Linked DNA regions of Mus musculus: region 2 is linked to region 1. Evidence: chromatin loops called from intact Hi-C (ENCODE). Cell type or tissue: left cerebral cortex. All regions are shown on one strand. Each heading gives the region's core, and the rest is flanking DNA. Links, peaks and the distances in the headings are about the cores only.

The links. Peaks named below come from ENCODE experiments on the same cell type or tissue, not always from the same donor. Only the 100,000 strongest peaks of a DNase experiment are listed, where the experiment ranks them.
Region 2: it touches region 1 in a loop (2.4-fold over the local background); 2 of 42 quality-filtered maps call a loop at or near these places.

The regions. Positions count from the first base shown.
Region 1 is chr5:40,401,683-40,404,606 of GRCm38, forward strand. No RefSeq gene overlaps it. Among named protein-coding and RNA genes, the nearest start is that of Gm35191, 420 kb to the left of the region's middle. In left cerebral cortex, for the core only: no CTCF peak of the experiment used is centred there; a DNase peak (open chromatin) is centred at 1,220.
Region 2 is chr5:40,927,664-40,930,587 of GRCm38, forward strand. No RefSeq gene overlaps it. Among named protein-coding and RNA genes, the nearest start is that of Gm35380, 690 kb to the right of the region's middle. In left cerebral cortex, for the core only: no CTCF peak of the experiment used is centred there; DNase peaks (open chromatin) are centred at 1,689, 2,417 and 2,726; H3K27ac peaks cover 1,443 bases.

The sequences.
Region 1 (2,924 bases), core at 211-2,710:
GCCTGTATATACATACTAAAATAACCCTCTGGTATAACAATGTCTAAAATGAAGAGATAGAAGAGTGACAGACTCATCTCCACTTCAAAAAAAAAAGTTATGGTTGGGGGAATGTAGGATCAGTAGGATCACTGCCACTCACTTAGCCAGTACTGTTTACATAACTGCCAAAAATACAGAAGTTTGCTCTTTCTAGATTAAAATTCTAGCAAAAGATGTAACATCTTTGTGTCTCAACCCAAAAGAATATTAAAGTAAAACACTTGATTTTATGAGAATCAAGACATGACTGAGTTGAAAGTTTCCATTCTGAAATCAAATAATGATCATTAAAAATTTGCAGGGATTACACAATGTATAGGACTCTATTATTCTTTGGAAGGTAAAACAAACAAAACATATTTAGAAGTTCTTTATAACCATGGAATATAAATTCTAAATAAGAGTAACAAACAGCCCTTATATATAATATAACCCCTTAAATATAATAATTTTACAAAGAAAAACTCAAACAAACAAAACGTAGGTGTGGTTTACACATAATTAGCTTTGCATGACAGAATGGATTTCAATAGTTAAGGTACGTTAGGAATTCATAAAAAAAGAAACAAAAAAAAACAACAACAAAAAAAAACTCTCCCAAGGATGTGATGTTTAAATAAAAAGCTGGGAAACATGCACGTATAGTTGCATGAAGTCAGAGAATATTTTTGACACAAAACAGCATAAACCTGAAAAAGAAATCTTTGCTGGTTGGAAGTGAAACAGAAACTGGGTCACTGTGGTTGGAGCAAAGAGACTTTGGTTATCAGATATTGTTGAAGGATCAAAGAGTTCCACACATGCAGGCTATTATATTTAAGGATTTCCAGATAGTATGGGCATGATGGACACCATTGGAAAGTAGTATGCAGAAGAATGACAGAATAGGATTGATGTTGATTTCTGGCACAGTGTAGTCTTCCAAACTGTGTGACTCCCTGAACCCCCAAAATAGAACCTGTAATGACAGATGCCTGTGCAGGAGCCAAAGGCAATATCAGAGTTGAAAGGTGTTAAGCTTTACTTTCTTTCAATGAAACTGTCAGAAAATACATTGTTGCTGAAAAATGCCAGGGCTGGCAAAATCTAGGAATGCCTGCAAAGCTAAAGGAAAAGTGCAGGTGTGAGAATGCTACAGTAGGGAGAGCAGACACAAGGAGCTCCAGATGGTATATTTAAATGGGTGATGTACATCTGGCTACCAGCCTGGCACACAGAGACAAAGAATACCCTTCTATGTGTATAATATGCAACAATTGTAAATCTAGGTCACATGGAGACAGCCCCAAGCTTAGAAGATGAAGAAAAGCAAGTGGGAGGCATACTGGGATGATAAGTTCAAGAAAGACAGTACTACAAAGAAAGGTCTATAAGAGATTCCTCTACTCTTAGGTTGGCTGAGCTGTTCCATGAGAAAAACTACCACACACACAAAAAAAAATCCACTCCTTTTATGGATGTATGAAATGACGTAATATAAAAAAAAGTGTGTTGAGGGCATTTATTTCAAATGCAGTTTTCTGGAACCTTAAAATTCAAATGACTTCAATATCCATCATGGCCTTGTAAAGTAGAACTAAGAAACATTTCCTATTAGGTAGAGTCCCTTTGTTTTTTCTGTTACTATTGTTAAATGCTGATGCTATTGGTATTGTACATGGAATTTCAGCTTACTTAATAGAAATATACCTACTGATGAAAAGTTTAGTTTGAATTTAACAGGTATGCCAAGTTGACTGTCATAGATTGGATGTCATAAAATTATGTATGTATTTGATATTCAATCCTGCTTCATTCATTATATATATTTAGGGTGTATTCTTACAAACATTAGTTGACAAGTGATAAAGCTGGAAATTAAAATGTTTCAAAATTTCAAAGATTGAAAATAATTGACTGAGGTGGGCTTAAGCCAGATCTCTGACTCAAAGACCATGCTTCCTTTTTAAAATCATCATTCTCTTCATACTTAGTGCATGCGGACCAAATAGACACCATTTGCTCTTACATCAAATGGGCACCCTCCTCTGAGTCTCAGTTTCATCATCTATTTCCTAGGTTTAAGTGTCTCATTGAATGACCTCATCTTATCACCTTGGAGTTCAAGGGACATGATAGCATAGCAGGAAGAAGTTTTAGTATGAGCTCAATGCTGTTCAACTCTCATAAACATTTGTATTAGCAGCAGTCATCTTATGAATGGTCTGGTGATAACATTTCATAGAGAGAAAGTAAGATATCAAGAAGTTCAGCTTCTTATACAAGCAAGTCTGAAACTGCCGGGGATGCTGATATTCTGATCAAGCTTCTAACCCATTCCTGTGCATAGTCCCTTCTCTACTTTCGATGATGAATGACAAAGGAAATCATGAAAGACTATTATCATCCACTGGCAGGGAAACATAGTGAATCCAAGCTGATAAATGCATATGTTCTACTAGATTGGCAAATATACCATCCGAGTTAAAAAGTAATACCTATAGCTTTAGGGGAAAGAGAAATGGCGGAAGTTAAAGAGCATTGGCTACACTTCTCAAGGATGTAACTTGGTTTGCAGCACCAAAATCTTGGTTTACAACCATCTGTATTTCCAGTTCTAGGAAGTCTGACGTCATCTTCTGGACTCTAGCAACAAAGCACACACATGGTCAAAAAAAAAAAAAAAAAAAAAAAACCCATACACATAAAATAAAAATAAAAAGCTGTCTAAAAAGAAAAACAAAATTTATTATTATTTAGTTTATCAGTATATTATATTTTTGCAAGAAAGGCGATGAGATGATTTATTTAAAACTAGGGAAAATTACTATGTATTATTTTACAATTTACTGTAAGTTAATTTCAACAACATGGTTATATTCTACACTCAAGATTTTTATATT
Region 2 (2,924 bases), core at 323-2,822, 530 kb after region 1:
ACCTTTCATTGTCAATTACAGGAACAACCAAATGTTTATAATGATTTGACAGCTTTCAATTTTGAAATGAATTTTCAGATTCTTTCTAGACTGGGATAATTTAATCTTAAAGATGGTACACTCCACAGCCTTTAATTATTTTCATAAAACAATACAAAATGTTATTCCTACACACCTGATGATGGAAATCAGGAGACCACTGGCTCTGGACAAGACCAGCATACCTTTTCCAGAAGATGCTGGCATATAAAAGAAAGATGTTTAACCCCTCTAGTATAATGGGGATGGCTAATATTTATAGAAAGCTTTCTTTGGGTGCAACATAGCAGCTCCTTCAGTTTTATTACTTCCACATGCAAAATGCTTAGATATTAGTTCATTTTGCAGAAGAAGAATCTGAGTGACAAAGAGGTCAACCTACTTGCTCAAAAGCACACAGCAGGTGAGCAGGAGACCAGGATTTAAAGCCAGGCAAGACATCTCCAAAGTTTACTCCAGTGGTGATGTTCTTTCAAATGTAAGCTTCTTCTATAAGCTGGAAATACTAATGTTATTGTCCACTAGACTGCTTAACAAGAAGAGAAGAAACAGCAATGCCAGGGTACACATAGCTAGGCATCCCTTTATGAAGCCAGTGTAATAAACCTCCCAGGGACACAAGCAAATAAAAAGCTAAAACTTGTGCAAGAATTTAGTAAAGTGGCCAAGGACTTTGAGGGGATTTAGAACCTAGGAGCAACTAAACATGAAATTATGCGATTAAAACCACAGTCCATGTTACCAAGGTTTTTAGACAGTGTCTTAAAATTCCAAAAACTGAAATATTAACACATTTAGTTTTTCACCCCTTCCTGGATACTAAAGTGCATCATGTGCCTTCTCTGGTCCTCATTTTGGGAAATAATCTCCAGGCTCAGGTATTGGAAATACCTGCACAATTCTTGTCAGAATTGGACTTACTTATTTTTCTATGAAGATTGAGCAACTTCTCTGTAATAAACACTGTGCAAGTCCTTAATTAATCCAGCCCTCCTAATTCTAAAACAATGTTGCTACTAGCCCACAAAACAGTACATATAGTATTTTCCTTCTGCTTGCAGAACTGGCCTTATGTTTGTTCTTCCAAAAGAGCCACAATTAATTCAAAGGAGTTCATTCTCACCAAAACTGGTTCATCTTACAGCCACATCAATAAAGAACATTCCATGTATCATCTTAAATAGCACTTCTTGCATGTGTCTTTATTTATTAACATAGCAGATCGCTGTCCTCTCCTAAATCTGTGCAGCTCGCTTTGCTTTCTGTGCTCCTTGTGTTTATGTCTAAAGAATGACACAGGCACAGGATTTAAGGTTTCCTTTTCCTACTCCACCTAATTTCAGGAGGTGAATTGGCACTCAGTGCTTGAGGCAGTGATTCTGATGGAGAGTCCCCAAGGTAAGACTTGTGTTTAGAACTCAGATACTCAAAATACCTTCACCAACATCTCCAAAATTGTCTAGACCAGTTATAAGATGCAGACACAGTAAGGTGAGGGTCCCTTCTCAGAACTGCCTACATGCTGCATTTGCCAGAATTGTCCTCCAATATGCCCTTTCTGCTTCCGACGTGAGGAAGTTTGCTAACTTACATTAATTCAAAGCACAGATGGCTGCTCTTCCCACAGATTGGCTTGTTCTCTTCTGATTTTTCTTTCCCTTTCATCTGGGGCTAAAATTGGGTCACTTATTTTCAGAATGGCATAGTTTTCTTTTTCTCTTTCCCATTTCTAGGTTGCTAGCAATAAAATAATAAAAGCCAACATCTTAAACATGGGAGACAGGGGGAGTCTGACAACGCCCCCCCCTCAAATCTGAATCACAGGATTCCTGGAGGTACTGAAGGGCTTATTTCCTGTAGCTAACATTGTCTCCAGACACAGTCCTAGAATAGAACACTACTGTTGCAATTGTTTTAACTATGTGGGTAGGTTAATTTCAAAAGGTTGCAGGTGGATACCTAAGGCAATTTAGTACCACAGAGGAAAAAAGTCAAGAAGAGAGAATGCACTGGAACATTTAAACCGAGGAAGTCTGTTTGCAGGGAAAGAGAGATCTGCAGGAGGGTTAAGACTTAAACTGCATAGATCTGGCTGTGGAGTATGCCCTGTGGGACTCCGTTTCCTTGAGCTGTGTATATTATCTGCAAGGTTCTAGCTCAGGTGAATATGAGCTTCCAAAGAGAAATGAGGCAATGCAGCTCATCAATTCAATACCCAGTCCTGTATCATCCTTGGGTCTCAACTGGAGAGGCTCTTGAATAAAAATGATCTTTCTGTCTGTTTCCAAATTCTAGAAAATCTGGGTTTCTAGAATCTTCTAACACTGAGGATACTGTTTGTCAGCAATATCTTTTCCCTCTATCTTTACAATCTCTAAATTGCAGCTTCTATAAAAATCTCAAACACTTGGCTCTTCCTCACCATAAGGAAAATAGCAAACATGACATGATTTTTTTTTTCACCCAGCCCAAAGTAAAATGTACTCATTGTCTTCCTCTAATTTACTCGGTCTCTAATCCTTTCTCATCTTCCCTGCCTATTTTGCTTGTTGTTCTATTACTGTAAAACGACACTGTGACTAAGGAAACTTATAGAGGAAAAAAATGCATTTATTACAGGGCTTGCTTATAGCTTCAGGGGGTTACACCATTTACTGGGTGGGGAATGTACCTGGATTTGACATGGGCTTTTGAAATCTCAAGCCTTATGCCAGTGACACATGATCTCTATCAAGGCCACACTTATTCCGAGAAGGTCAAAACTCCTAACCCTTCCCATAGAGTTCCACTGTCTAGTAACTAAACCTTCAAATACATGAGCCTCCAAGAACTTTTCTCATTCAAACCACCACACTACCTTGTTCATTGTCTCCCACTCTCCCATT